Linked DNA regions of Mus musculus: region 1 is linked to region 2. The links are chromatin loops, found by intact Hi-C in ENCODE. Cell type or tissue: left cerebral cortex. All regions are shown on one strand. Links, peaks and the distances in the headings refer to the core of each region. The heading gives the core; the rest is flanking DNA.

What was found. Hi-C counts contacts between places; a loop is a spot of excess contacts. Peaks named below come from ENCODE experiments on the same cell type or tissue, not always from the same donor. Only the 100,000 strongest peaks of a DNase experiment are listed, where the experiment ranks them.
Region 1: a loop joins it to region 2, with 2.4 times the contacts of the local background. A loop is called at or near these places in 2 of 42 quality-filtered maps.

What each region holds. Positions count from the first base shown.
Region 1 is chr2:180,285,174-180,301,421 of GRCm38, forward strand. It overlaps Rbbp8nl (RBBP8 N-terminal like), which reads right to left and starts at 4,706. Exons shown (of 13, transcript NM_173031.3): 1 at 4,604-4,706. It overlaps Gm29943 (a long non-coding RNA gene), which reads left to right and starts at 5,522. Exons shown (of 3, transcript XR_867153.1): 1 at 5,522-5,614. In left cerebral cortex, for the core only: no CTCF peak of the experiment used is centred there; no DNase peak of the experiment used is centred there.
Region 2 is chr2:180,407,753-180,424,000 of GRCm38, forward strand. No RefSeq gene overlaps it. Among named protein-coding and RNA genes, the nearest start is that of Mir133a-2, 17 kb to the left of the region's middle. In left cerebral cortex, for the core only: no CTCF peak of the experiment used is centred there; a DNase peak (open chromatin) is centred at 7,958.

The sequences.
Region 1 (16,248 bases), core at 2,950-10,949, 120 kb before region 2:
GAAGTATAATGAATTCCACTTCACACAGTGGCTCCCGTGGCCACAGGAACTCACTGAGCAAAGACAGCTACACCTATGGAACGAGGAGAGAAACCAGGAAGGAGATGAGCTCCCAGACTGGTTTTACAGACTCACCTGGCGTTCAATTGCCCCATAGCTGGCTACAGTGGTAGAGGTGACAGTTGGTGGCTCTGTGTTTGGTGGGTGAGCAATGTGGGAATGAAGAATTGGGAGACTAACCACCCCAAGGCTGAGGGCCCCAGTCTTAGCTTACGGGACTCTAGTTGCCTTTTTCTCTCTTGATTTCAATACAGTTATCACTTTCAACAGAACCATCTAATTCTCAAAACATCTCAAGGGATTTCTCTCCTAGTGGGAGATCTAAGGTTCAAAGAGATTCCATCTCCATCTTTTTCACTGGGGGTCGGGGGAAGTAGATTTGAATTCAGACCTTGCTCATTCACCCGGTGTGAGCCTGGGATGTTTTCCATTGGGCCTGTATGCTCAGCTGTGTAGGCTCTACCTTGCTAAAGGCCCAGAGGGTGAAACCAGCTGGCTGGGACAAACAGGGCTAGGAAGGGGCTGAGCCGAGACACCTGTAATTCCACCCAGACTTGCCCAACGGGTGGCTCTTCCCAGGCTCCTAGCACCTGCTCTATGGACTGAAGCAACTCTTGCAAGGGATCCTGAGGTGCCTGTAGGCTTGGGAGATACCTATTTGGGATCTGGGTCCATATGCTGCCTTCATTGTGCATTGCGGCCCATCTTTAAGCACACGGCTTGGCTGTGACTCTCAAGGTCCCGAGGGCAATCTTGCATTTTCTGCTGTTCACTGGCTTAGTTCCCTCAGATGTAGATGGTGCATGCATCCTACCCAGGGACCCATGGCCACGACAAGACCAAGCAAGATTGTCCTGTTGCATATTGGGTAACAGTGCTGTAAACCGACAGCAGATACATATGACTCAGATGAAGTAGACCCTACCATGCCTGGGTCTAGCTCCCACCAGTCTGGAGTGTTGGGGGTTTAGGCAGCGAAAGGAAATGGAGGCTCTGTGAGTCTAGGCTAGAGATGGTGACCAGCAGCTTGGGAATGAAGGGAACTCTGCAGGTGAGTGTGGGTCCTTTTAGAAGCCAAGGCTGTATTTTGCATCCAGGTGTAAGGAGCTATGAAGGGGACCAAGCCTACAAGAGTAAGTCTTGGTGCCACCTTAAATCCAGAAGGGTGATACCCAGGAGAGTGTGAGGGTTTGGACCTGTGAGGTGATGGGAGTGAGCTGAGACCTCAGGGTCCTCAAGAGGGCAAGGGGACCCCTCACTCTCGACATCCAGGCTGGAAGGTCTGTGAGGCACCGCATTCTCAGGAAGGAGGGGCTGAGGGACAAGGCTGCTGGATCGGCCTCTGCTCCATTTGTTGCTGCTCCTTGGGCAGTTGAGGAGGCAAGTACAAAGTTGGGAGCAGCTGCCACCTACACAGACCTTCAGGCCTACTGTTGCCTCCCTTTGTCTGTGAGGAGTCAAAGCTGCCGAGAGGAAGGAGGCTGGATGTGAGGTATGGCTTCTGTGTGGACAGGTGGAGTGCTCCTCAGACCAACTCAGTGCAGTTCCCGGGAACCAAATAGAGCATGCCCCTGAGTTGAGCGCCTCCCCTGTCAGAGCCTAGGAGAGAGAGCGCAGCAAGGAAGCCTGAGGGACAGCAGAAGCCTTCTGTCACAGTCCTCACAGGGAAGACACACAGTAAGCTCTACCTGCTTCCCAGGAAGCCTACTTGAACCTCAGGTTCCCTCCCGTTCCTGCCCCTCCCAGTCCCTCACTTGCTCCAAGGATCCTTACACATCTCAAGGGCCCCTATTTGCAACTCGGGGTCCCCATCTACCTCCTAGGCCACCCATGTGCTTCGTGAGGCCTCCAGTACTGCAAGGGCCCTTACTTTCCTCTCAGGAGCCCTACCTGAACCTCAGATCCCCCCACACCTGTTCAATGGGGCCCCTATCTGTTCTGTAGAGCTCCCACCTGATTCTCAGGGTCCCCACCTGCTCCTCAGTCTCACCTGCCTCCAAGAGAGCCCACCTGAACCTCAGACCCTTCACCTGCCCCCCACAGCTCCCCTTGAGTGGCCTCTGAGAAGAGGCAGGGATTTTCCAGTCAGTCAGCAGGTCAGCAGGCTGAGGTCCCCGAGGAGAGCTCCTACCTCAGCCCCGAGTGCTGGCCTGGGCTTTGAATAGGCTTCTTGTCCTTCTTAGTCTTGGGTCAGTTGCTTTACCCCCTGAGCCCATGTTTCCTCATCTGGGGGTAATGACGCACCCTGTCCTATACTGAGTTTTCTGTGAGACTGACTCTCACTAGTATTAAATGGTCCAGGCAGAAGGCAGGTGGCACAAACTCTGTGTGTGACAGAGGGAACCCTGAACCTCTTATCTCCCTCACGTATAGACCCCTGGCAGCTAACAGTGCCCTCCCTCATTATGACCAACCGGAATCTCACAAACAAAAAGACCTTTTTTGGGAAGTCAGATCCATTCCCGAGTTTAGAGAAGAGGCCTGTCATCAACAGTGGTCACAAAGTGCTTACTAGTCCATGGGTCTTGGTGACCATTCCCAGGGAAGGTGCCATCCATTCCTTATAGATAAAGACTCATGGTCCCATCTGTGGCTCCCAGTAAGACTAGTGTCATTTGGCCCAGTGGCAAAGCCCAAGTGTTAGGTCAGTGGCCATATCTGGGTGTTGTTCTCTGGGGCAGCTGGAGCCCTGGACTCCTCCTGTTGACTGGCCATGTCACTGGTGGGTAATGGCAGCTGACTTCATTCCCTCTCAGGAGTGCTAAGTCAGAGGAGGCCAATGACAGCCACCCTGTCTGATTGTCCTTAATGCCTAGCCCCCTGTCTTTTATCAGGCCCTCAAGGGACGAGGACTCTCAGCAGACCTGGTTTTGTGTCTTTAAGGATGGTCTGATGGTCTGGTCTATTCATCTAGACCAGATGTGGCCTACGTAGCCACAAAAGTCAGCATTGACCACAGCGGTGGTAACAGCAGCAGTTGCTGTTGCACATTGTACCTCTGTACCTATATTTCACTAGGGATTTTCTGGCTCAGGCAAGCTAACATCGTCCCAGCGTTTAGCCAAGGAAGCCAAGCTGTTACTTGGCCTACCTTGGCAGGGCCAAGCAACACCACCAGAACGTGGTTGGAGCCCATTTGACCTTGGAGGATGTACTGAGCATCTCATGCTATGGAATCAGCCTGCAGGCATGGGGCAGACCAGAGGCAAGAAGGCAGAAGCTGGATTTGAACCAACCAGAGTCTAGCTGGTCCATCTCATCTCATTCTCTGTGTGGGATGCTGCTGTGACGGACAAAGCATCCCACAGTGGTTTCAGACAAGCTACTTGTCTGGTTGTGCCTTGGTTTTCCCATTCATAAATCTGGTAGTGGTGACTGGGGAGGCAGAAGGAGCCTGGTATGTAGCGGGAGCTTCCATGTGTGCTCCAGAGAGGGCTGGGCAGGGAACACAGTGCTTCTAACCCATGTGTTCCCACATCTCATCATGGTCACCCATAGAAGCTCCTATTTGATAGAGACTTGAGATCAGAAATGTTATATATCTACAATCACCAGCTCACACGAGATATGGCCTAGACACAAAAAGACCTCCTAGCAACCGCTTTGGTCAGTCGGGTGGTGGGCTTTATCGAGAGACGCTTTCTTGGTGGCTTTGGATCTCTCTGATACATAGGCCCCGATAGACAGGCAGCCACCACAGACAGAACAACGCTTTCAGTTTGAGAAACCCACATCTGAGTCCATGCCCAAAGTAAACGCCTTTGCACAAGTTCAGCCCATCCCCCCGCCACGCACACCCCTTGCACGGGGTTAAGGATGGCTGTGTACACACAGGCAGGTGGGCACGAACATTTGCACGCCCCATGCTTGTGCGCACACTGCCTACCAGGGCACAAGTAAAAAAATAAGGCAGCTTAGGTAACAGGTCAGGTAACAGAGGGCCCTGCAACCTGACTCCCGCCTTCCAGGCCTGGGGGCGGGGGACGGAATAGGCTAGTGATTGATCTTACTGTCTCCCAATGCCTGCTGAAGTACTTAGAGCCACTGCCTCAATCTTAGGGCCTGACAATGTCCCCAGGCATGCTCTGAGCTATGGGTGGCTGGACCTGGCTTTGTGCTCCTTTCTTTTCCGTGGCTGCAAAGTCTCTGGACCCACAAGGAAGGGGACAGTGAGTGATCCAAGACACAGTGCTGGCCACCAGCCTATTTCTAGGTCCTGGAACCCCTTGCAGAGATGGGGGCCACAGTGTCATACCTGGCTTTGCTTTTGCTGCACCCAAATTGCTGCCCAGGAAATCCTTGAGTCTTCCTCCTCCTTGCTTGGTCCCCAGGACCAGGCATCAGGTAGTCCTCCATACCACACACAGTGAAGGCAGGCCAGCCTGCCTGTCCCTGCCTCCCGCCTCCCAGGCTTTCTGCTTCCTGTCTCCGGCCTCCTGCTATGAAGCCTGAGCTGGGTCTCTAGCCCCCTTGGTGAGCACCCCAACGACTCCAGTCCACCCGGCTCCTGGAAGGGCCCTGTCTGCTGTAATCGTGTACTCACATGGCCACTTGGCCAGCCTTGGACCTCCAGGGGCCTCGGTCCTCAGTGATCCCCACCCGGGAGAGATAGGAGCGAGCAGTATGAACTTGCAAGACAGAATTTTGACCAAACCCGCCTGACAGGTTTCCGATTCTCCCAGCCGGGAGCTGCAAGGAGGCAGGGACTGACTAAAGCCGCCAGACTGGTCTGGCCATCTCTGGGAGAGTGGAAGAACCGGCTGGCCATGTGCATAGAGCTGAATTGTTTCTCCCTAATCCGAGCCGCCTGGGTGCCTCAGCTTGACCATCTCCGCAGCATCCTGTGTGACTCTGGACAGGAGTACTGGCCAGCCCAGAGCACAGGCAGGCTGTGTGGGCCTTTATGAAGGAAGGGGAGATGCTGTTGGCCTTGCCACTCGGGAGTCAGATGTTTAGAGGACCCTTATGCTATCTACATCCAGCTTGCCTTGGGTTGACCTTGAGCAGGTGAAGTTTTCCTGTCTAACCTTTATATTTTTAGTCTGCGGCCAGAATGACATTGGATAGATAGAGTTCAATAGTCCTGACTTTGTGGATTAAACAAACAAAACAAAACAAAACAAAACAAAACAAAACAAAACAAAACAAAACACCCAGGGTGTGAGCCTCTGGAGACTACTATTTAGAGACATCACTGGGTCTGGGGCTCTGCAGTACCCATTGTGGCCTTCCTGAGACAGACAGCTGGCTTCTGCTCATTGGTAGAGGTGGTTAGGGGCTAAGCCTCAGGTTGTGGGTATCACAGTGGATGGGCATCTCTGGATTTCAGGATGACCCTGATGAGTAGAACCATGGCGTGACACATAGGGCAGGGGCTGGCTTGGACAGTGACATTGTGGCTGCACTCCTGCAGGAAACAGAGTCCTCTGAGGCTATGGATGCCCTGCCCCCTTCTCTCTCTCGCTCACGTGCCTTTCAACATCTCTTACTCCAGCTTGCCTGACTCTGCCCAGAAGCAAGCAGGCTCCCTCGCTCACACACGGAGCCACAGAAGGTAGGTAATGAGGGTCTGTAGAGCAACCACGTTGACTAGGAGAGGAGGAAGTCTTGGGTCTTGAAGGATAGAAGACTTCCTGCTGCTGGCAGCTGGCCCTGAGCTTAGGGTGAGAATGGATGGTCTTAGGTAAGGATGACTGTCTAGGCTCCAGGAAGAGGAAGATTTTAGGCTATAGAGCACTAGAGACACATTGCATATTCTTTACCTTCTGTCTGGACCTTTGTGAGAGGTGTCTGCCTGCTCAGCACGTGTGTATCTGTTCGTTGCATGGGCTCCACAGGAGGGAGAGGGCATGTTCCCTGTGGGCTCAGCCTGAGAGAAAGGGGACTTGTGTGCAAGTAGACAGAGGCTTTGCCTGTTTTTGGCTAATGTCTGAAGTGCACCCCCCCCTCCCCCAATATGTTGACTTCTTAACACCGAGGCTGTAGTACTTGGGGACTTGGGTGGCAATCGGGACATAAAGGACAGAGCCCCATGAATAGCACCAGTGCTCTTACAGAGAGCAGAGAGCTCTGCCCCACTTTGCCAGGTGACACAGACAGAAGGTTGTCATCAGATCTGCTTTTGGACTTTCTTCATCCAAGACCACGAGAGGTATACCTTTGTCTTCTGTCGGCCCTAGCCTAAGACATTGTGCAGCAGCCCCTGGCTCAGCCAGGTCTGGTGCACAAGTCTTGGCATTTGAAAGCAGCTGGCTGTAGTTCCTCAGCTCGTGACTGTTCGATAGGTGCTATGTTGTGCTATGTGTATGGACTTTTTCTGATGTGTGTGGCAGGGTCTACAGGCTAGAGGCTTTGTGTATCTGTCTAGGGGACTGTACATACATTCCTGGGGGCTGTGCGTGCATGCCTAGAGGTTGAATGTGCATGTCTAGAGGCTGTGTATGCATGCCTTGGGACTGTGTGTGCGCATGCCTGGGGATGTGTGTACATGCCCTGGTGTGTGTACACAGGTCTGGTGAATTCTCTGTGGGGAGGAAAAGCCACATGCTTCATGCCAGCAGTGTAGGCTTATCTCTCGACCAGAGCTGAAGTTTGGACCCTGCAATTCTGTCCCGTTTCCTTGGTCCCCAGGTCCTGCCCCAGCCAGTTGAATCCTAGCTCTTCTGTGACTTGGGTCACAATCTCTCCGGGCCAGGGACTTGTCTGCACAGTATGCTTTGTAGGCAGCTCAGAAGGAACCCTGAGGTGAGGTTGCAGCTAAAGCTTTTGCCAGGGTCTACCTCAGTAGGCACTCAGCTGTGAGACCCTGCTTGGGGCTTGATGGATAAACAGGGAAGTGGTGTTAACCAGTGTTAACCTGTCAGTAACTTAACAGAGACTGCTTTCTCAGAGGTCAGTTCACACACACTGGCTCTGCAGCCCAGCAGCCAGACTGATGTCCTGGCAGCTGTATTTATTTATAACCAATTGCAACTGGGCTGGCCAGGGAATAAACAACGGAGCCAAGCTCTGAAATGGAAAACTCCTCGCTGATCCAGAGGCTGGGTTCTGATGTCCATGCCTCTGCTCCACGTGAGATGGCGCAGACTAGGTGGTAGAGAACAGGATTTCCTCAGACAAGCAGCCCAGGAACTGGCTTCTTGGGTGATGGGACTGTCAGGTTCTTGGTTGTGGTTGTGGGTGGACTCATCTGGGCATATTCATCCTGTAATTAAACACTATTGGCTTAGTTTAATACAACTGGACTTTAATGGCTGAATTTTCTTTTTCTTTTCTTTTTTTTTTTTTTTTTTTAATTGTGTTGGGGGTAGAACCCAGGGCCTTATACATGCTGGTCTGTGGTTCTGCATCCTCTGTTTTCTTCCTCTCAGCATGTCCAAATGCAGCACACTGGGCTGGAAGGATGAAGTGGAGTCTGGGCCAGGCAGGATCCTGGTCTGGCTGGGAGTGAGGTGGTGGGTCAGATGGAGGGGTGTGTGTGTGTGTGGGATGGGGGATAGGGGTGGTAGGGGTAGAGGGTGGGAAGTAGGGGGTGGGAGTAGGGGGTGGTGTGGTGGGGGGGTAGGGGGTAGTAGGTGGGGGTAGAGGGTGGGGAGGGGAGAAGGCCTTTTCCTGGGATCTTTCAGGCAAAGGCCTTCTCTGAGATTTTCAATGAAACGGCTCTCTGAGACGACCTTAGCTTGTGCGTATTTCTTTATTGGGGTGGGCATGTACCCATACACTTTATTTGGGGTGAGACAAGGGTTATATAGTTTTGGGAAAGGGGGTGAGGGTGTGGTCAAAGGTCATTGAGTGAAGACTAAGGCACTGAGTTGCCTCATTAGCATGGGGAGGCATTTCAGGAATCCCAGGTGGAGGACTGCACCACATTCCTCAGGTGGTGTCCCGGATCCTCCAGAGAAGTGGAAGCCCGGAGGACAAAGGGAGTCCGAGCTCAGGGCTGTCCGTAATGTCAAACTTCCACCTTGGCAGCAGGGTTTCCCTACACTGGTCCACCACTAAAGCTACATTCCCAGCTCTTAAAAAAAACAAACGGAGGAGCTGGGCGTACGAAGCTCAGTTGTAGAGTGCTTGTACATCCATGAAGCCCTGGCTTAATGCCCAGCAGTACAGAAAACCAAGTGTAGTGGTGCAAGCCTCCATGAGTTTGAGGCCAGCCTGGGCTACAGAAGACCATGTCTCAAAAGAAATATTTTTTTATTTTTTAAATTTGAGACTGGGTGTAGCTCAGGCTAGTCCTGAACTTTTCCACTGGGATTACAGGTGTGCACCAGGCCTAAATTGGTCTCCCCCCTTGCCTCCCTTCCTCCCTCCCTTCTTTTGTTTTCTCCCTGCCCCCTTCCTTCTCTTTCCTTCCTCCCCCCCACCCCCCTGACCCTTTTCCTTTTTTGTTGAGAAGGAGCCCTGCTATGTGGTCTAAGTTGGTTTTAAACTCCTGAAATCAAGTGATCTTAAGAACTCCTTACTACAGGTGTACACCATCATATGAACTAATAAAATCAGGCTTTAAAAAATTAGTAAAGAGGGCCAACGGGAGCAAGTGGGGTTGACAGGAGTGGGCAGGACTGACCGGATTGAGCAACCTTCATTCCCAGCAACTACACGATGGCTTACAACTATCAGTACAGCTACAGTGTACCCATATACATTTAACAAACAAACAGGCTAAGGGTTGTGGCTCGGTTGGAAGAGTGCCTGCCTAGCATGCATTAAACCCTAGGTTTGATTCTGGGCACTGCGTAAACTGCGTGGTGGATCATGTCTTTAATCTCACTTCTTAGGAGGTAGAGGCAGGAGGATCAGAAACTGGGCGTCATCCTTGATTACACAGATAGTTTGAGACCAGCCTAGCATACATGAAGCCCTGACTCGAGGAACATATAGAGCTACATTTTAGAGTAGTGCTAGGGTCTTAGCAAACACAGCCTCCTCCACTCAGACTTTCTCCCTCCAGTGGTCCTTGTCATACCGGAGCCAACATCTACTCACTGTGACCTTGTTAGCAACTAAGTTGGGGAGGGTGGTACTTAGGGACAGGACACGGAATTGTATATATTCAGCCGCCCACCTCACCTACTGGTGACATCCATCTGGATCCTAACATCACCAAGGGACCTTTGACCCCTTCTCCTGTGGTCATGTTTGGATTGGGTGTTGGAGAGCATCATCGTGGTACCCTTTGTCCTCACCAGCTTTGCTGGAATGGTTGCCATGGTGACAGTGATGCTAACAACTGCCTTGGTCCAGCTTTGCTGAAGGCCAAGTGATATCCCCCATAAACCTTTTCTGATTTACAGGTGGGAAAACTGAGGCCAGTGAAGTGCCTTCCCCAAGGACCCTCCCTTATGTGAGGGGGCCCTGGAATGAATGGTGGGAGCATCGTGAAGGTATACCCACAGCTCACAAGCCGCAAGGCGGGGTCAGGCCTAGGACTCTAGTTCTATTCTTATTGCTCACTGAGTCCTTTTGTCAAACTTGCTTCACTCTCCCTGGCTCCCAGTCTGCCTGGAGCTGCTGGTCTGGAGCCCACCAGAGGCTGTGGAGGTGGAGCAGATGGTGGGGCAGTCCTGTAGCCTCTGAGTGGATGAGGTTTGTTTCAGAGCCTCGGAGCTGGTAGGTATACTGCTAGTCCCACCAGACCCTCTCCCTCTTCTCAGTGACCTGGAACTATTTAAGGCTTAACTCCTCTTGGTAACCTTCAGGGCAGAGGCCATTTGATGTCCAGCCTAGTTGACTATGTGGCTGATGAGGTCTCTAGCATCATGGCTGTCTTTTTGTTTGTTTGTTTGTTTTGAGACAGGGTTTCTCTGTATAGCCCTGGCTGTCCTGAAACTCACTTTGTAGACCAGGCTGGCCTTGAACTCAGAAATCCGCCTGCCTCTGTCTCCCAAGTGCTGGGATTAAAGGCGTGCGCCACCATGCCTGGCTTTTTTTTTTTTTTTTTTTTAGATGGCTGTCTTAGTTAGGGTTTCTATTGCTGTGATGAGACACCATGACCAAAAAGCAAGTTGGGGAGGAAAGGTTGTTTGTTGTTTGGTTTTTTTTGTTTGTTTTTTTGTTTTTTATTTGATTTTTGTTTGTGAGACAGGGTTTCTCTGTGTAGTCCTGGCTGTCCTGGAACACACTCTGTAGACCAGGCTGGCCTTGAACTCAGAAATCCGCCTGCCTCTGCCTCCCAAATGCTGGGATTAAAGGTGTGTGCCACCACGCCTGGCTTTTTTGTTTGTTTGTTTGTTTGTTTTTGGTTTTTCGAGACAGGGTTTCTCTGTATAGTCCTGGCTGTCCTAGAACTCGCTCTGTAGACCAGGCTGGCCTCGAACTCAGAAATTTGCCTGCCTCTGCCTCCCAAGTGCTGGGATTAAAGGCGTGTGCCACCACCGCCTGGCCTGTTTGTTTGTTTTTTAAAGATTTATTTATTTATCTTATGTATAAGTACACTGTCACTCTCTTCAGACACACCAGAAGAGGGCATCAGATCCCATTACAGATGGTTGTGAGCCACCATGTAGTTGTTGGGACTTGAACTCAGGACCTCTGGAAGAGCAGTCAGTGCTCTTAACTGCTGAGCCATCCCTCCAGCCCCAAGGGAAGGGCTTATTTGGCTCAACTTCCACATCATTCTTCATCATCAATGGATGAAAGTCAGGACAAGAACTCAAGCAGGACAGGAACCTGAAGGCAGAAGCTGAGGCAGAAGTGGTGGAGGGTGCTACTTACTAGTTTGGTTCCCCTGGCTTTCTCAGCCTGCTTTCTTAAAGAACCCAGGACAACCAGCCCAGGAATAGAACCATCCACAATGGGCTGGGGCCTCCCCCATCAATAAGTAATTAAAAATGCCTTACAGCCAGATTTTATGGGGGCATTTTCTCAATTAAAGTTCTCTCCTTTTGGATAACTCTAGTTTGTGTGTCAAATTGACATAAGACCAGCCAGCGTGACTTGCTCAGTTGTTAGCATGAACTCCTCCTGTGCCTATACGAAGCACCAACCCTCTCTGAGCACTCAGGTTAGTGGATGCCTCACCAGACCCTTCACCCTTCCTGGGTGACTTTGAGCAAAACCTGAAACCTGTGGAGCGGGAAGATGCTGTGGAGTCAGAAGTTGCCGTGGCGGTAAGGCCTGCAGGAAGTATTCTTGGAAGTGGGCTGGTCCAGGAGGCCAAGCTCTCCTCACTGCCTTAGGACTTGAAGAGGCTTTGCTTGCTGTTCTGAGAAAGTGTGAAACTTACGATGTCTCAGGGGTCTTTTGCATTGGAAAGTGTGTGTAGGAACCCCTAACCCACAGCTTCTTATTCCTTGCCCCTTTCCATATTCCGGGCAAGCTGGAGCCAGAGAAGTCCAGTGCCTCCTATCCTCTGGAAAGGGCCTCTTTCATATTTACTATGTCCACCCAAGATCTGAGCAGGCTCTAGACACCTCGCATCTATTCATGAACCTATCCACACATCCATCCATCCACCCATGTGTCAGGAGATGGCTGGTTCTAGGATACAATGTTGTGCAGTGTTGGGGCAAAGCATTGGTCCTGACAGAGCACAAGGTCTGACTACAGTACACATGCTGTGTGTTGGAGTGCATAATACCCCCCTTACCCCATGTATTCTCTTTATGTACACACTCATGTACATAGTCCTTGATAGTTTGAATTGTCAATGACAGAGCCTAGAGCCAACCGAGAAGGGAGCCTCAATTGAGAGGTTGCCTAAATCAGATTAGCCTATGGGGGATTGTTTTGATTATAATGAAATCTCAGATTATTGTAGGTGGCACTGTTAACTGGGAAGGCGGTCCTGGGCTGTTTGTATAACAGCTATCATGAACGTGTGAATGAGAGAGCAAGCAACATCCTTCAAGTTCTTGCTCTGACTTCCCTCAAGGATAGACTGTGACCTGGAAGTATAAACTAAATAAGCCCTTTCTTTCCTCAACACAAAGGAAACTAGAACATACTTAGTTACGGTTGTAGATTGGATTTTACTGCTGTGAACAGACACCATGGCAAGTCTTATAAAGGACCACATTTAATTGGGACCACTTACATGTTCAGAGATTCAGTCTATCACCATCAAGGCAGGAGCATGGCAGCATCTAGGCAGGCATGGCACAGGAGGTGCTGAGAGTTCTACATTTTCATCTGAGGGCTGCTAGCAGAATACTGGCTTTCAGGCAGCTAGGATAAGGGTCTTAAAGCCCACACCCAAAGTGACACACCTACTCCAACAAGGCTACACTCTCTAATAGTGCCACTCCCTGAGCCAAGCATATACAAACCTTTGTGCATACAACATATCCCCTTACTCCTGGGGGTGGTGTAAGAGGGGCCACATAGGGGAGCTGTGTGTGAGGTTGATCCTCACCAGCTTCCCCCTTGATTTCCATTTTTTAAAAAGATTTGTTTATTTATTATATGTAAGTACACTGAAACTGTCTTCAGACACTTTCTTCTCACTCCGGCCCTGCTCGCTCACTGTAGCTGTCTTCAGACACCCCAGAAGAGAGCATCAGATTTCATTATGGATGGTTGTGAGCTATCATGTTGTTGCTGGGATTTGAACTCACGACCTTCGGAAGAGCAGTCAATGCTTTTAACCGCTGAGCCATCTCTCCAGCCCCCAATTTTTTTTTTTAAATTAAAACTTATGGTCTGGACAAATGACTCAGCAGTTAGGATACAGGGTGCCTTTCTCTGGGTTCAATTCCTAGCACTCACATGGTGGCTCTTGAACAACCACCTGTAACTCTAGTCCCTTGGGCCCTGTGATTACCAGGCACACACATGGCACACAAGTACACATGCAGTGAAAACAGCCACACACATTAAGTAAACGAATTATAAAAACTTGCAAATAAAACTATTTTTCATCATCATCATTATTATTATTATTATTACTATCTTGTGGTTCTGGGGATTGAACCCAGAACCTTGTACATGTCAAACAACTACTGAGATACACCCCTAGGTCTTTTCTCATTTTAAGATAGAATCTTGTTAAGTTGTTTGAGCTGGCCTCATTTGTTTAATTTGGATTTTGGTTTGGGTGATATTGGGATGGACTCTAGAGACTCTCACACCCTAGGCTGTGTGCTCTACCACTGAGCTACATTTCTAGGTCCAGCCTTGAACTTGGAGTTCTCCTGCCTCAGCCTGGTTCTCTCTCCTATCAGTTACAATTAGGAACTAGATGCTTGAGATGTCACATGCAGTCGGATGTTGTCCCCTCCATGTCTATCTGCAGAAGCTGGTAAAGGGCGGGGCTGTGGAGTTCAGGTCCTACAAGATTGGAGGGTTCCATGGCCTTCCTGGAGGATAAGCTAGGTGGACCGTGTCTCCCGGAGGAGAGGGCAGTGTGAGTCTTCAGGGACACAGGCCAGTCCACGGGAACAGCGGCTACATGTGAAGAGGCCCTGAGTGTACGGATGGGAAAATCTCCATTTTCCAGACTGAGAGAGGGGTGTGACCCATTTCCTCTGTGCCTAGCTGTTCCTTAGAGCCCAGGCTTGAATTTAGGATTAGGATACTGAGGCAGGCATCATGGGTGGTTGTGGTGAGTACTAGTGTAGGCTACCCTCTGTCCTGTAGTCATAGGATCACACTGAGTATGCTCACTGGTATCTGTTTACAGCCTGCTACTATTGGTACTGTGTGCAGACTGGGGCAGGTGTGGGGTTCCCTCTACTGAGCTCTCACTGTATGCCTTCTGGGGATAGGGTTGGTGTGCCTTCTACTGACTGCCCACTGCGTGGAGACTGGGGCAAGGGTAGTGTGTCCTTGTTGCACGTAGTTTCTCTTTACCTGCCTTTGGTCTGGGATTGGCCTCACTACCAGCCCCCCAACCGGCTTCTCTTGAATCCTTGGACAAAAGACACATACACAGTTGTTCATGTTCAACTTGCCTTCTTGGCATAATTGCTGGGCGCTACTATCTCCCACCTGGAAAAGCATGCCCTTACCAATTTCTTATCTTTGCTTCTCCCACCTGCCCTAAACTTTAGTGGCTCAGTGACATCTACGCCCTGCTAAATGCCCCTGGTCACCTGACTACAGGAGTGGCCTGTGTGGCCAGTCTGTTATGAAACATCATATGGCTGGTCAACTTTTCTTCATCAGATATGTCTCTCTCCCCCTGCGTCTCTCTGATTGCCTCCAGGGACCCGGAAGTACTGCCTATCCATTCCGCCCAGCAATTGGCCCATGGCTTTCTTTACTGACAGATCAAGAACCAATTGGGGAATAGGACCTTAGCATAAAAAACCACCCCTACATGTTCTTACTGAGTGCCCACTGTGTGCAGACTGGAGGTGAGGAATGGGGTGACATTGCTGAGTGCCCACTGTGTGCAGACTGGAGGTGAGGAATGGGGTGACATTGCTGAGTGCCCACTGTGTGCAGGCCAGGAAGGCACCATGAGATTCTTCTTTAGGAGCTCATACAAAAAAACAAAAAAACCAAACCAAAACAAACAAACAAACAAACAAACAAAAAAAAAAAAAAAACCAGCCAACCAACCAACCAAAAAAGGTTGTCCATTCTGGCTACGCCAGCTTGTGGAAGTGCTTGGGGTATTGGTTGAGGCAGCTTCAGGGTGCCTTTGGTGGCGTGTAGGGCAGATTACGTATAATCAAATTGAAGCAGAGAACAGGAATAGATGTACAAAGAACCAGGGGATGATGTGGGGAGACAGTATTGGGACCCCAAGGTTGGAGGAATAGGATAACAGGGATGAACAGAAAGGGGGAAGGAAAGAAAGGTGGCCCCTCTGGCCACTGCTCCTCTGCTCTGTTGAGTTGGATCTCAAACTTCCTCCTCTTTCTTGCTCTCCCCCTTCCTCCTCCTGTTCTTCTTCCCACCTCCTCTTGTGCTAGAAATTGAATCCAGGGCATCAGGCATTCAAGGCAACCACACTACAAACTAAGCCACACCCCCAGCCACATCACTGATGTCCTACAAGATTTTATTTCTGGCTCTGGACACCGAATGACCACTGAAACTGCTCTTATCTTCATGCTCAGGAAACTTTTTTTGCCCTTTTAATTTCCTGTGATTTGGTGTTTGCTGCATGCATGTCTGAGTGAGGCTATTGGATTCCCTGGATCTGGAGCCACAGAAACTTGTGAGCTGCCATGTGGGTGCTGGGGATTCCCAGGTCCTCTGGAAGAGCAGTCAGTGCTCTTAACTGCTGAGTCATCTCTCCGGCCCTTCAGGACACTTTTGACAGTTAGAATTAGCATGTAGAGTATGTTCCGGGTAAGTTCCAGTATACTCATCTGTGACCCTCTTTGAAGGCTGAGATCAGCATCCTTTGTTAATGCATCCAATCAGCAGGTGAGGCAGCACAGCATCAGAGTCTGGGCAGCTCTGGGGCCCTTGTCTGTAGCTGGAGAGTAAGTCAGAGTGGGCAGGTGGTCCAAGTTTCAGAGAACGTAGGCGACCCCTGGCCCAAGGAGGGATCCTCTGACCTCTGCTGATGCTTAAGACACCAAGGCTACTGCCCCTGAAGCTCTCATGGCCCCAGCCTGACTTCCAGAGCCAATTGGGGGCAGAAAGCCCAGCCCAGAGGTGAGGCGGCCCTGGGCTTTTATCCTTGAGCAGGGAGGGCTAAAGATAAGGCTTCAAAGACAGCTGCCTGTAAGCACACCTTTAAAAGCTGCCGGGCCACTGATGTTTGTGTTAGTGGACTAATAGATAAGAGGTTGGGTGGGCTGCCAGTACCAAGCCAGCCCAGCCCTGTAGCCCTAGCCCCCCAGATAAATGTGTCACCTATTAATATGGCCCCGGAGGAGGGCCTCTGTCTCTATCCTCCTGCAGACGCTTCTGGTGGCTTGTGTGGGAGGGGCAGGGGCAGGGACTTTCTCATGGCAGCTAGCTACATATCCAACAGGAGACACACATCGCTGGGGAGGCCACTGGAAGGAGAGGCATCTTTCTCTCTCATCTGCCCTCCACATGCCTCTATCTCAGTACCCATTTTTATGGCTACTTTTTGATAACACAGGCTTTGTAAGGATGGTCCTTTTTGCCAAGCACTGAAGCTGAGTAAGACCAAAGCCTCCTTTTATTGTCCCTCTTGTCTCCTGCCAGGGCTCCCTCTGCTTGGGATGAGCTTTCTAGAACCTTCTCTGCCAGCATAGCCCCTCTAGCACGAACCATTCAGAGATGGTCTTGGGTCTACCTGCAGTCACCTTTCCCTTG
Region 2 (16,248 bases), core at 4,049-12,048:
TATAATTTAAAATAAAATCAAATGTAGAAAACCAAACAAACAAAAACAAAAGAAAGAAATCTTAACACAAGACAACACAACAAAGCACACAACAAAAGAATGTAACTACCACTACGCACACATTTAAATGTCGGCTACTAGAAATGAGGCAGTGGGCAATTGTGAGAGCTGGCCAACAGGTTTTCTGGCCAGGACCCAGCAGCGGGCTAGCTGTGAAGGAGAGCCTGATGCTGAAGTTTGGCACCATGTTGGGAAAACAGTGGCTCTCCACAAACTTTGCAGTGCCCTTTGGATCTTTGGGACCTGTGAGTGTGAGTCTGTGGCCTGACTTCTGTGTAGCAGATTTTAGTGTATATTCAGAGTGTGTTGTGCATGTATGCTGAAAGATATATGCAGGGAAGTGTTGCTTCTTGAGAGACTGATCACTTGCAGTGTGGGCCTCCTCTGATACAGGAGGAGTCTGAACAGAGAGGGCATTTTCTAAGGATGCAAGCAGGAACATGGGGGCTTGTCTACATGGGGGTATGAGAACATGTGACCTGGATGATAGGGTCATGAGAAGCTGCTCAGGAATATGTGCCCCAGTCAAATCTGAAGGAAGCCAGGCATAGTGGTCCCATTGTTTGGGAGGCAGAGACAGGTGGATCTCTGTGAATTCAAGGCTAGCCTGGTCTACATAGATAGTTCCAAGACAGCCATGGATACATAAAAAATAGACCCACCTCAAGAGATAAAAATCTGAACAGTAAACAAAGTTGTATTCCCACAAGGGTTTGTTTTGTTGTTTGTTTGTTTGTTGTTTTTTTTAAGATTAATTTATTTAGTATCTATGCAGTGTTCTGCCTGTATATATGCCTTCATGCCAGAAGAGGGCGCCAGACCTCATTATCGATGGTTGTGAGTCACCATGTGGTTGCTAGGAATTGAACTCAGGATCTCTGGAAGAGCAGTCAGTGCTCTCAACCTCTGAGCCATCTCTCCAGCCCCACAAGTTCTCATCTTAAAATACTTTATTTTATTTTACTTCTAAATTATTATTTAACATGTAAGAGTGTTTTGCCTGTGTGTTTGTCTGTGTACCATGTGTGGGGTTGGCACTGACTCAGATCCCCAGAACTGAAGTGACAGACTACTGTGAGCTACCAAGAATTGAACACGGACCTTCTAGAAGGAGGGATGGTGCTCTTGACTGCTGAGCCATCTCTCCAGCCCTTTTTTATTTTAAATTATGTGTCTGTGTGTGCATGTGTGCACATGAGTGCAGGTGTCCTTGGAGGACAGTAGTGTCAGATCTTGCAGCTGGACCTACAGGTGGCTATGAGCCGTCTGACAGGTGTTAAGGATTGAACTCCGGGTGAGCAGAGTGCTCCTGGCCTCTGATTCATCTCCTCGGCTGCTAATGAGTGTGTTGTTCTGCTGTCAAAACATAAAGTACACCCCACCTATGTGAGACTGGATGCTGGTCCTTAGCTCTCCACTGGGAATGAACTTGTGCTGACAGTGTGGGCAGAGCTGAAGCCCATCTGTAAACTTCCAGGAAGAAATCCTGGTCTCCTGGCCCAAATCAGTGAATTCAAATGAGTGAAGCCAGAGCAAGGCTGGCACTACTCTGTCAGTGGAGTGTGTAAATCTGCTAATCCTTTCTTTTTGCTGAGTGCCTGTCACACACAAGCTGCATCTCCACAGGTGGCCTGTGGCAGCATAGACCCACTCCTTCAGCACTGTGTCCTGATGGTGGTATCTGAGACAGCCTGGGCAGTCTGGGGGACCCAAACATCTCTGAGCATCACCCCCAACACACAGTGAACTCCAGGAAAGCAGCTGGATATGTGTGAGAAATGAATGTTACCGTGTTTGAGCAGTTGCTGAGGATGTCTGGGTGTGTCCAGTCTGGGATGGGACAATAACAGGCAGCAAGGTGAAGATGAGCAAGATGCTGAAGACCGGTGACTGTAGTGAGGCTAGGAGTCCTCTCTTGGAAAGAACGGGCTCTGGTTAGCAGAGGGGCAGGAGCAGAGCCATGCTGTCTTCAGACTGAACCACTCACCCGACCTCTCTCACCTTTCTCCCACCCCAGAAGAAAGTGTTTCTCATGTATCCTGCCTTAGTGAGGCTCTCGGACCAGTACAGGTCCTTATCATTCAGGAAACACGCCAGAGACACACGTGTGTTATGTCAGCACTGGAAGCATGGGTGGGGGCATGTGTGATTGGTTCCAGCACAGTGGGAACAAGGTCGTGGTTCTGTGGGCTAGGTTGGTTGTTCTGAGGCTGCCACAGGTATTATTCATGCAGGTGGATCTTTTCATGACTACCCAACCAGTGAGCGAGGATGCTTCATCCCCTCAGGCACACTTCTTCATCTGCTCATTCACACTTCTATACACACAGAGACATACAAACGCCACACAGATGCACATCCTCCTAGCAATGTACCTCTACATACACTCACACAGGCACACAATTATACATAGGTGCATACCTGCATAGACGCATACACCCAAGTGCACCCTCACAAGTGCCCTTGCTCACACTCATGCACACTTACATGTTTGTAAACCCGACACACCCTGGCAACCTGGACTCCGAGCTGTGTTCTGGACCACTGGGTCCTTTGGTGTAGAGATACTGACATGACATGGGGAAAATTTGTGAGGGATAACAACAAAATCACAGCCCCTCGAGAGCTGCTCTCGTTCCTGGAGTCAAGACAAGGGGAAGTGACCCCAAGACGAGTTCTTTATGTTCTCATCGGTCACATGGCGTTGCTGGCCCTGCATACCGGGAATTGGGAATCGCTGTCTGTGAGTTGGCCAGATCCCAGCCTGGGAGCCAAGATGAGCTCATGTGGGGGAGGGGCTGCAACCCTCAGCCTCATCTGATCCATTAGCTGCAAGGAAGAGCCCTGCCTGTACAGCCGCAGCTCTGCAGTGGGAGATGACTGTGTGGGGTGGGGGCAGGCAGTGGAGCACAGAGCCACTGGCCTTCTGTGATTTGAGCACCACATCTGCTCTTCATATCAGGACACTAGAGTCTCCAGACTCTCACCCCAAGACTTTCAGCTATGCCCTTCCCCAAATGTGCCCCTTCCTGCTTTCTTGACCTCTCTTAATGAAGGTCACATTAGCCCCTGATCATGTCATAATTGTAGCTCTATAATTTAGAAGCTTAGCTTCCTCTACATATTGCCTCTCTCTTTCCAAGAGGTTTTAGCTGTCCCTGTTAGAAGAACTGTTCGCCTGGGAGAGAGTGAGCAGAGCCCTGTGAAGGGTCAGGTCTGGGAAAGCTGCTGACAGTTCTAGCATGGTTCACTATGGGGCCCTTGGCATGTTGTTTGCCTTATGATCCCTCCCAACAAGGACTGCTCAGATCGGGAGGTGGAGTGGGAACTTCTGTGAAACCAAGTGTTAAAAATGCAGCCACGGCGCAGGCATTTTCAGCACCCAGATGTGGACAGTTCCCCCACCGCTTCCGGCTCACTCCTGCCTCTGGATAAGCCCTGAGCTGGTGGTCCCAGACACACTGGCAGGGATGTCCCAGGGTACTCATTCTTTCTGAGCTGTCCCTGCCTCGGCCCAGCCTGTGAGCTTGCCAGTTCCGAGTTCTCTGCAGGACGACAAACTCACAGAGGAAGACCTTGACCCTTGCTAGGAAGCAACATTCAAGCTCTATCCTCTGTGTCCCCAAGTCCACAGAACTAAGACTTGCTCTGGCTTCAGGGGGACAGCTCTGGCTACATCACAAGTCTGAAGCCAGATGAGAGCAATTAATTTATGAGTCACAGCAAGTTAATTAAAATGTTTTCTTGCTAATGGTTCCTGGGCACAACTTGGAACGAGGTGCTACTGCAGAGATTCCATCTATTCGGGGACTCCCTGGTCTGAAAACCATACTACTGAGCTTCTAATATGCCCCCTGCAGGCAGGAGCTTCTCTCATGAATCATTAATGTGGTGTGTAGTTGCCATTTTGATATGTTAATAATTAATAATGACATACTAATAATTGCTAGTGTGGCTGTGGTTATTGCTGCTGTCTGAATTCTACCCAGGAAGCAGTATCGTCCGGCTCTGGGATGAGGTAGGGACAGCTCAGGAAGGATGAGCAGTTTGTCCAAGGTTAGTGAGGTTGCTGTGGAGCCCCTAGTGCTGGGTGATGCTAAACTCGCTGGAGGAAGAGCCTGTGACCTTCAGGAGTTATCTAGCACCAAGGGCGTCATAACATAGACCATCAGTTAGGTGTATCCTGGAAGGTTGAATCAGAGTCTCACTCCGTAGCCCTGGATGGCCTTGAATTTGCCATGTATACCAGGCTGGACTTGAGAGTACAGGTATGCATTGCTATGCCTAGCATTAGGTGACTCGTGTGCAGAAAGGAATGGCGTTAGGGCTCTGCAAGGGTCAGGTCAGAGTGTAGGAGGCTCTGTGTTACTGACAGGAGCAGTCCTGTGAGGAAAAGCTTCAGCGGCTTGGTGTCTCCGGTTCTTTCATCATCTGCAGAATGGATGCAGAATTGTGTCACCTTGCAGAGGACTTGGAACTGGCAAGCTCACAGCCCTTGGCAGAAGCCGGTACTTGGAGTGGCTGTTATGGGTTATTGCTCTCTAAGGGTTTGCCTCATTTCTTTCCTTGGAAAATACTTATAGAAACGGCCATGTTCCCAGAAGCACCCACCCCACCTGGAACCCCACACTTCAGCTGTCAGGGATGGGGACAACGCTGGGTCCCCTGGGCTCAAAGGGTCAAGGGTATTGCTCAAAGTAGAACCTCATATCTCTGGGAGAAGATGAAGGAACCTCTCTTTCAACCCCGCCCAGTCAACCATGGAGCTCTCTCTCTAGCCCTCAAGTGGGGTCAGGTGGCTGTTAGCACTCAGGGGCTCCAGAGGGGAGCTGGAAAGGGGGGTATGTCATATGGGTTTTGTTTGTTTTAAAATAGAAAGTTTCTAGGTTGGAGAATGTTGTGAATAGGAAAGTCATGGGCCCTGAACAAAGCCACTCACATGGGTGACAGTCTCCCTCCATAGTAACCTTCTCTACAGAGCATTGACAATTTCTCTATTCCATACATAAGAGGCTGAGGCTCAGACACATTAGATGAATTCCTAGGTCATATAACCACAAATAAACTAGGTAAATGGAAGATTCCAGGACTAGGGTAAACCAGGCACCCCAACCTTCTCCCTGACAGTTGCAGAGTATGACAGGTGACTTCCACAGGCTCCCAGCCAGCAATGATCCTGTGGCACCCTGATCTCTCCCCTTCCACTTCCATCCTGCCTCCCTGCGGTGTCTCTGTCCCTTTGCTGTTACTGTCCCAGTCACTTCTCTCTCTATCCCTCGCCCTCTTTCTGTGTCTGACTTTCTCTACCTCTGGATTTCCCGAGATGCTTACCAGAGACCCCAAGAGTGTGAAGCCCATCTTCACTGAGCACCTGTGCTCACTGGAGCACACTCAGCATCTTATGTGCATCTTACCTGTATTCACTGTCTTCGACCTTAGGGGCTAACTCCTATGTCTTGGCCAAGCTGGGTGTGGAGAACAAAAGCCCTTGGAACTTGCATTGCTCCCTCTGGGAGCTTTTTCAGCATGGCCTCTCACCATTTCTCCTCCCTTACAGTAGAATCTTGGTGCCCGAGGGGCCTTGGGCAGCCTTTGTCCCAGACCCACCAGGTTTGCTGGAGAGAAAAGGCATAAGGACTTAGGTTCCATTAAAGTGGAGACATTTCTCCTTAATGGCTGCCTTTCACCTGCTCTTGCAGAGATTTACAGGCAAATGTGTCTTGGGCAGAAGCCATCTACATGGAGGGGAAGGGGCTACTGTGCAGAGATCTGCATTCCCTAGCTCTGGGGACAGCCACAGACTCTGTTGGCTCAGTACCAGTGCATACTTCCAGGTAGGCTTCAACCTTCTTGGGGCATGCAAGTGGCAAAAGGGGATGTTCTGTAGCCCTGGCCACAGGCCTGTGGATACACACTGTATGGTTGCCTGACCCCATACTTAGACATGTTCCCACCTGAACACAAAGTTCCCCGTCTGGAGGAAGCTCCTGGGCCGGAGTCCATGGCCAAGTGATAGTAAGGCTATGGATTTCTTACCTTGAATCAAGGCCTCAGTTGTAGCTTCTAGGTCATCACATGACTTTTCCTGGGGTAATATGAATAGATGTCTGTTTACCATGGATAGGGTACCAATGACAGACCCAAGACAAAAATCCCTCCCCAACCTGAACTCTGTGAGCTTGTTGAGTTGCATGAGTGAGGGGTTATTTACAGAATGAGCAACTTAGATGTATTTGCATCACTGTAAAGCCCACCCCAGCATGGATAAGGACTTGTGGAAACAGCATCTTTGGAGCCCCCTTCTCAACTTGCAGGCAGTTCCTCCCAAGAGTCCTCTCTCCCCATGACTGCGCACTGCATATGTAACCTTAGGAAGGGGCTTTGTGTGTCTTGTAAGTCTGGTGAAATTCCTACTTAGGAGCCCTCCTCCCCCACTTCCTCTTTCTTTTCCAGGAGGGAGTGTTTCAAGTTAGAGGAGACAGTTACAGGTCTGGGAATCACCTGCCTTTGTGGTATGTAGGATGTTGGTGTGGCTTCCACCAGAGTACCCACAGCTGGGGCAACTGTTCTGAAGGTGTCCAAGAAGCTGCTGTGAGGCAGGAAGCCGTTGGCTCCATTTTGTTTCCTGCTTCTCGCTAGTTTGAGTGTTAAGCCAAGGAAATGGCTAGAGTTGGAAACCTCATCTCAGCAGGACAGAAGCTCCACAGGAGGCCCTGGTCCAACTACGGATGTCCATATGGCTTCTCCCCAGATCACTGAGGTATCCTAGTAGTTGGTCAGGTCTCACGGAGATCTATACTCCTCTCTCTGGGAGTTGCCCACAAGCATCCTTTGGATCCTTTGCTTTGGTGCCTGGTGCTTTGGGCATCTGACTTTCTCAAGAAGACACTTAAGGGACTTCTGGCAGAGTGGCATTAGAGGGAGTGACTATGTGCTGTCTGAGAGTCAGGTCCACAGAGCTAGGCTACCAGCTCAAACTTCTTGTGGAAGTTGTCAAATGACAGCCTCTTGTGGAAGTTGCCAGATAGCAAAGTTGCTCCTGATACATTGTGGTGCCCACGCCACCCCTTACCAGCCCAATTTGTAATCCTTCAAGACCTCTAGGTTAGGGGAAGCCCACTCATGTCTCCATTGAATGAGTGGCCAGGAGTGTTTGAAGGCTAGACCATGGCTGAGGCTGGAGTGGAGATGTGGCAGATATCGAGGGAAGCAGAGGAAAGGTGTGTGATTTAGGGGAGTCTTCTTTGTTTTAAGACAGTGTCTCTCAGGCTTTGAAACCCAGTCTCTAAGGACAGAAAGGGACGTGGTAGTCTCAAGTTCTTCCAGCTCTGTAGAATTAGGGAAGAAAGTGGCTCTGACTATGGAACAGTTCCCAGATCTCTCTTTTCCCCTAGAATTCATGTCTGATTTCAGTCTTTGTCCTGTGTGAGTCAGGCCTTTCCAGACAAACAGAGCAAACAGGGTCTATGTCTATACCCATTCATTTTTATCCATCCATTATTGATCTATTCTCTGTGGTTAGTCCATAATCTATCTGTCTACCTATCTGTTTGTCTGTCTATATGTATCTATGTATCTGTCTATGTATGTATGTATGTATGTATGTATGTATGTATGTATGTATGCATGCATCTATTTATCTATCTATCTATCCATCCATCTATGTATCTATATCTGTCTATCTTATATCCATCGATCTACCTACTTATGGGCACTGTGTTAAGTGTCTTTAGCATATGAAACACTCAGCAACAGCCAGATGGAGTTTGAATGTCAGCTGAGCACCTTGGGCAGATGAGCTGACACATAAAACTGACTATAACACTCTCTCACAGTGATGGGGAGAGGGTGTCTTCCAAATCCTACTCAGAGACTGAGGCTTTTTATAGTTCAGGAATTAGGTCAGATTTTCTGCCCAGGTTTTCCAGGAGGCCCAAGATTCGGTACTGATGAGATGCAGGCGTGTCTGTGAGGCCTGGGTGTGAGGGAGCCTGCAGGCATGGCTGTTCCTGGACAGGCACCAGGGCTCCACCCATGCTCATCCCTTCACTTTCTAGGAAGCTCTTGTGGCTTGGCCTGGCCCTGTGCCAAGAACAGGTAGCCCAGCATCTTTCTGGATTCATAATCCAGCAGGGAATCAGGAAACCTACACAGGAAGACCAGGTAACAGTGGGGCTCACGAGGAGTGTTAATTGCCTGGTTTTGTTCAAGGAGGCCTCCCTGAAGGAGGGAGCATGTAAAATGAGATTAAAGAGGTTGAAACAGGGGAGCTCCTCCCCCACTACCCCCAGGCCTGCTGTCTACCTAGGAGTTGGAGTATCCTCTAGGCCATGGGGCTTTGTGTAAATGTGCCCTATTATACACTAATGGCATATTCTGCAGGATTCTGAGGCTCCTTTCTCTGAGATGACTCTAGATTGTGTCAACTTGACACACAAAACCAGCCGGTACAGAGGCCAAGGGAAACAGAAATAGTCGATTGGGGAGAGGGAGGTAGCTACTCATCTGGGCCAGACAGAGTGAACGGAAGGAAGCTTTTAAACTGGGGAGGAAAGGTGTCTAGGGACCTAAAGGGACCAAATACTGTACAAGTTGAGGTACATCCGTGCCTCAAAGCAGGAACAGTTCTGGAGAATACACACAACCATGTATGCACCCCTCAAATACCTGAAAATATGTGTCATGCTCCCCACAAACACATACGTTCACAAGCATGTGTCCTACAAACACATTCCACAAGTACATACTGTTTTATGTTGTAAAACTCTTCCCTAAGACCAATGGGGAGTGAACTGCACAAAGTAATTCCATTTTGTCCTGGGTATAGCTGATTCCACCCAACTATCCCCTTGTCCCATGGACAACAAAACATAATATTCCCATGAAGTCACACCGCAGCTTCAGGGGATGGGGTGTTCACTGTTTTACAACATAAACCTAAACCAAACTGTTTTAATCAAATGAACTGAAAAATTTGAAACTTCTGCCCTCTGGCAGGCCCCTGGTGTGCTGTAGGTGTGATTTGGGGATTTATAAACCCTGCTCCACATCTCTTAGTGGTTGGGAGGTCTTTCATGTGTGAGCCTGCTCTCAACTGCCAGAAAATAAAGAACTCTTGATCTGGCCTATATGGAGTGGCTTTTCCTATGTCTCACATGGTTACAACAACACTTGCACATGCATAGCCCATAAGAGCCCACGTGCACGTGTGTGTCCACATGCACACACACACATGCACAGACACATACACACACATGCACACACACACATGCACAGACACATACACACATGCATACACACACACATACACACAACCCACACCTACCCACCAATGCGCACACACATACACACACATGCACACATGCATGCACTATAAATATTATAGATCACACCCTCCATATAATACATACCCCATAAGCAATACCACAGTCAAATACACCCCCACTACATGTTTGCATCTACATCCACAAGCACACCCCCAAAGACATGTCATGAGCAAGGCATATACATCCCTGCACACCCACCCCAGGCACACATCACACAATGCATGCTCGTCCCTCCCAAGTAGGGTCTATCAACTACACTGACACAGCAACTGGAGAGGGAAGGTTTGGTGCGGCCATGTGACTTCAGCCTGTGCCATCCAGGATGCTCTCGGCTCAGGTCCATCTCTTGCTGACTCTGCTGTGGTTGGGTCTTGACTGTCACTTTGACAGGACTTAGAACCACTTAGTAGGCATAGCACTGTGTATGCCTGTCGGGGTGTTTCCAGAGAAGTCTAAGAGGCAAGACCCATGTGAATATGGGCAACATCATCTCATGCAATGGGTTCCTGGGACGAGCCAGCAGAGCAACCAGTACTCATTGCTCTCTGCTTCCTGGTTGTGGGCAAACTGTGACGGGGCTGCCTTGTGCTCCTGTCAGGTTGCTTTCACTGCCGTGAAAGGCAGGACCCTCAAATCACGGGCCAAAATAAAACTTTTCTTCTTAAGCTCTTTTTGTTGGGGGTCTTTAATCACAGCAGCAGGGGGAAAACTAAAACGGAGCACTTGTGGTGGGTCCACAGAGCATGCGCAGCTTGTTTCCAGCACCACGGAGAGCAACCGAGGGGCTTTCCTTGGGCACGGATCCTACCGGAGTAGTGACTGCTCTGAGCTCTGGCGGACAGGAGGGCAGAAAGCCAAGTCAGCCTGGGCTTTCAGAGCATTTTAAGGATGGTTTTATGCTTCTTTCTGTCAAGACAGAAAGCACTGCAGGGGCTTAGGTAACAGCTTCTTGTTACTGACTGATATGAGACAAAAATGGACAGTCTCATTTGGGGCATGAATAACCAATTTCTTACAAATACTCCAGGGTTTTGAATCAAGTTTTCCGGTAAGGATGACCTCATCAAATTCATCTTCTGGGGGTATTTTGTGAGAAATTCGTTCTATCCTGGCACCTACCTCTGAGGCAGGCTTCCTCCCTGAAACCCCCCCACACACACACACACAACCCACACACACACACACACACACACACACACACACATTAAAAGGGAGACTAAAGGAGAGGGAAGGGAGTAACAGACAAGGCTGAGAAGCAAGCAGGCAAAGGGGATGGATTCAGAGTCTGCCTCAAAGCTGCTCTCCGCAGCCACCTGTCAGTGACCAGCCTGTGAGAGGGGCTCAGGGCTTCTTAGCTCTTGGGTACTTGAGTTTCATGGTTGGCATCGACCATCCACTCAGAAATGTGGGAATATGGTGAGATAGTCTCATGTAAGGACTTTTTTCAAAGAGCCAGCTTCCCCCGAATCTCCACCACAGGGATTAGAGCTATCCTCTACATGTGTTTCCTTACACAAACAAACAAACAAACAAACAAAAACAAGCCACAGGGAGCCTGGAAGCCATCTGAGAGCAGAGAAGTCTTCCATCCATGGTGGATTTGCCTGCACAGTTGATTGTCTGTGTCAGTCAGATGGGTATAGACTTAGCCAGATCCAAGATACCACAAAACCCCTGTCTCCACCATGAAGAATCCCTGGCTGGTATTCTGAGCAGAGCTATCCCAAACAACTCCACTGCAGTCACATGAGCTGATGCTGAGATACCTAGCAGTGGCTAGAAAGGCTGGGAGGCCGACATCATCTCTTCTGTACTCTCACAGCAGGATGGGCCTCACGGGAGCTCACAGATCCTCCAAGACATCCAAGTGAGTAAGCAGAAAGCCACATGTGTCTGTTTCAGAGTGGATCCAGCCCATGACTGGGTAAAGGATCCTTAAAGTGGTAGCCTTAAAGCTGAGGCCTTGCCCTGGGATATAATGACCTCAGCCTTGAAGGCTCAGCCTTAATGGGGTGTCTGAGTCTGCCTGATGCTTTCACCCACCACTTTTGCTAATGTCTTTGTACCAGCTTGAGAAGCACCTAACAGAAGGAGGCTGCTAAGGAGCCTTCCTGACCCCTGCAGGGGAAGTCAATCCTCCAGGGGACTAGGACCATGGGGGAGACTGGGACAAGTGAACATAGGTAACTCTGTACCAACTTCCTCAAGTCATATGACAAGCTGAGGGCACGGGTGGCAGATTCTCCTCTGCTTCTTTCATTTTGCGTTCAGTCTGGAGATGGGGTGGGAGGTCCCATTAAGACTGAGGGTCAGAGCCAGGAGACTGCCTTGCTCTTGGAGGTCTGGGTCAGAATTAGGTTGGCTCAGGCCTGAGGTGGAAATTTCTAGTTTCTTTGGAAAGTCAGTTATGTCAAATGATGTTCTGCTGGGGCACACAGGTGAAAAGATGTCTTGCTAAAGCAAACAAACATGAGAGAATGTTTTCCTGAAGCAGACACAGGTGAAAGGATGTTTGGACATAGCAAACACGTGAAAGGCATGTATTGGCTCGCCTTACATAATGTTGAGCTCAACTTGTGGTAAACCTGCCTGCCATTGAGAGAAACTCGCCCAAGAACTAACTGCTCGTGAGGTTCCAGCAGCAGCTCACCTCTTCAGCGGCCTTGCCTCAGTCCAGTTAGTGAGCCTGATGGTTTCTTGTTGGTTCATGCCTGGTGTCTGCCTGCCTAGAAGACTGGTCTGCAGCTGCTGAATCGAACTTGGTGTTTGCTATGGGACTGAACTGCTGCCGAAGAAGATCAAGCTTGTACCCAAAGGACCGTTGCTGAACAGTTCCACTTCCTCCATATCCTAATAACTTTTCTCTTCCACCACCTCTATTGGGTGGTGGACTAAAGGAGAGGTTGAACCCTTATTAAAAGAAGGTTGCAAAAAAATTTATGCCTACACGGGCCCTGTTCCATAGGAGCTAGCACTGAGCAACTTCATGGGACCAACACAAGAGGCACTTTGAATGAACAATCCAGAAAATGGTGACTCCAGAACCAAGTTTGGGACCTGGAGCTGAATGTGTCACACACAGCCACACAGCAAGTCCTGGTCACATAGCCTGAGCACATGTGCACATGGGTGGATGTGAGCCTATGCACAGCAGGCCAGGGGCAATGGAAGTTTCACTAGGTATAAAATATTAAATGTGAAACAGCACCCAGCTTACATGTGTACACCACAGAAGCACATGTGTGCATGCATGTAAACACACTCCTGCATGTGTAACACTCTATGCATGACTATATGCACACTCAGGTATGAAATACATGCATGTCAATACACAGACACACACACACACACACACACACTCCAAAACAAACTTGAGTTTGTAAATTCATTGCCCTGATCCTGATGAGACTTGATGTTCATATTTTGTCTCAGTTTCTTGCCTGATTGATGTAGGGGTGACTGGGTGGAGCCTGAGTGCGCAAATATGCAGAGCTCATAGTACTAAGCTTTAGACCCAGAGTCCAAGGCAGCAGGTGAGACACAGGTCAGAATGGTGCAGGGCTAGGTACAGAGCTGACTGTAGGAGGCTAGAACTGCCACAGCCCTGCAGGAGGCTCTGGCTGTGGCTCCATTAGTGGCTATCTCCCAGCAAAGCCAGAGATGACCAAGACACAGTAGGAGGGATGGGACACAGGCCAGGAGCCTGCTCACCCTGCCTCATCCTGCCAGGTGGCTCTAATATGGCCTAGTGAATAATTCAACACATATACTCAGACAGATGGGGAGCCACGGGTGCCAGACCAGGCCAAGGGCGAGCAAGGCGTAGATTGAGGAAACACTCAGGGTTTGGCTGTGCCAGACAACAGGAAGAGCCCTGTCTGGCCTCCCAGACCCTTCCCACTTACATGCCTGGCACTTTCTGAGACCTTTGTGATACTGGTTGTATCACTGGTTACATGACGTGTGTCTAGACAGGGTTCCCTGCCCTAGGACAAAGTATTCTGCCATCCTGACTGGGCACTCTGTGGAGGAGAAGTTACAAGATCTTATGTTCCACCAGTCCAGTCTGTCTTTCTACTTGACATGAGTTCTCTAGAAGAAAATGTTCCAAAGCATCAAACAAAATGGGGTCTCCCACAGTTCCCTCGAGGGGTATGGGAGCAGTGGGATGACAGATCAGGTGGCCCCTGAAGATCCACATCTTCCAGTGTTCTCAAGCATTGACTGGGGTGGCTGTGTGTAGGAGGGGAACCCAAATCCTCTAGAGTCCTAAAGAAGTGTGTCCCATGTATTTTTCATTTGCTTCCTCAGCCTTCGCCCTTGAACCCTCCACAAAGATATCTTTCAAATTCCAATCTGTGCGGAACACAGGCTCTGAGTGTCTGGAGTCCCTCTTGCTGCAGGACTTCACAGCTGGAAGATCCTGCAGGAAGCAGCCATAGTCAGCCACTCATAAGAAACAAGGATCCCCCTGTGGTGTTAAGGGAGCCAGGTCGGCTTCATAGGACCAGGTGGAAAGACTGGGCGTTGAGTGTGCCATAGGGGGACTTCTTATAGCTTTTCCTTCACGGTGACAAATAGATTCCCACTCTCAATTCCCTTCCCTACCCTGTAGTGGTTCTGAAACATTTGGGCCTATGTAAGGGGGGGGTCACTCTGAGCTGCACCCTCGCACAGCCTGAGACCCTCAGTGAGAAAGAAGCTGGAACAAGAAGCCATGGAAATGTCTACTAATTCTGAGTGCCCTACAATCCCCTGAATCTCAGCCTCCTTCAACTTGGAACATTGACACCCAGAGGACATGGGTGGCTGGGACTTCTAAGACTTTCCACTTCTAACCTCCTCCAGGTGAGACGCCAGCTCAGCAGACAGTATGAAGAACACTTTTTCTTTGCTGTTGTTGGTTTTGTTTTGCTTTTGTTTTTGTTCCTTGAGACAGGACTCTACATATACCTAACTGTCCTGGAAGTCACTCTGTAGACCAGGCTGGCCTTGAAGTCCTGAGTCCTGGGATTAAAGGCATGTGCCATCAGGCCTGGCTCAAATAGCACATCTTCAATGGGGCTCAGTGCAAGTGCCTAACTGCCATATACCACCTGACTGGGAATGACGCCCCAAGAAAATCTCCTTTTGAGGGAGTGTATCTGTTTAAATGCATAGCTTCCCACACAGTAGGCTCAAACTATGACAAAGCATGACCCAAGAAACCCCACTTCACTAGCTGCATGTGGTCGTACACATCTGTGACCCCTCCACCCCCCAGAAATTTGAATCGGAGGCAGATAGAAGATGAGTTTGAGGCTAACTCTTTGCACAAAGTGTCAAGGAAAGCCTCAGCTATACAGCGAGATCCCTCCATCCCCCCCAAAGGACTAAAAGTTTGTTACAGCTCAAGAGAAGAAAGGGGGTATGCTCTCATCTCCCAGGTGTGTGTGTGTGGGGGGGTGCGGTCCACAGGAGCAGCCCCTGGTCAGTCGGAGGCTAGGAGCAGTGAGGGGACCCCTGCAGACGCTTTCCCGTGGTGTCTGCAGAAGGAAGAGGCAGGGTTAACACTTCAGGACCAGTTGCTTTGCAGGAGCCCAGCCAGCCTGGTGCGGGATCCTGGCCTGGGAGAGAAGGGCATCTGGGCAGCTGTGACCCAGAGAAAGTGACAGAGAAGGGGTGAGACTATACAGTGAGTCTTTGGATGTCTGTAGAAATTGGCCAGCACTGAAAGAGGCCGCCCCTCAGGGTTAGCAGGACCTCGGATGGTAAAGCACCAGAAACGCATGGTTAATACAGATGGCGCGGATTAAAATTAAAGGCAGAAAGTAAATTAAAATGTGTGGTGTGCAGGCAAAGGGGGCACTTAAATACATCCAATTTAGTCATTAGCTAATCAAGTATTAATTCTTTAACTGAGGAAAATAAAAGATTACAGGGTCAGGCATAGTGGTGTATCCCTGTAATCCCAGCTCTTGGGAAGGGAGGTCAACCTCAAGTTATTCTCAGCTGCATGTCAAGTCCAAGACTAACCTAGACTACATGAGACCCACTCTCAAAAACCAACTAAATAAACAGGTAATCATAGATCAATATATTAGCCAGGAATAAGCAGAGACTGGTAAGAAAAAATTCAGTGTAAGCAGAAAGTAGGAAATAGTAATGATCAGAGGGGAAACCAGTGAGCCAGCAAGCAGAAACCATAGAGAGAGTCAGTTCACTCAAGATCTGGCTCTTTGAAAAGGTCAGTGAAGTGAACGTCCACTCAGGCTATGGGAGAGGCAGAGGTTGTAGGTATCAGGCACAGCAGCAGCTGGGGAGATGGGCTGGAGGCTTTGAGGTAGGCTGTAAGATTTTTACCAGGACCTTGGAATTAATGCAACAGAAGGATTCCCTTTCCAGCTGAGCCTCCAGGTTTGGCCAGCAGAGAGAAAAATTTAAAAGGCAAATAAAGTGAGCAGGGTCGGTGTAGTGTAAGCAGGACTCTGGTTCCAACCTCATCATATTAAAAAGGAGGGCCAGCCCAAGTGGTGTGTGCCTGAGTTCCAAGACACAAAGTGTCTGTTACTTTCATGATGAATTAACTTTTTGGAAGACCCATTAAGAGTCAGTTCAGTGAGGAAGTAGTTCTGTCTCCAGGATGTCTGGTTATGATCTCTATAATGATGCTGGAAATTCAAGTTCCACCTCCTTGGCTCCTAGAAGAAGTAAAAGGACTGGTGTGTGTGTGTGTGTGTGTGTGTGTGTATGTGTGTGTATGTGTGTGTATGTGTGTATGTGTGTGTGTATGTGTGTGTGTATGTGTGTGTATGTGTGTGTATGTGTATGTATGTGTGTGTATGTGTGTATGTGTGTGTGTATGTGTGTGTGTGTATGTGTG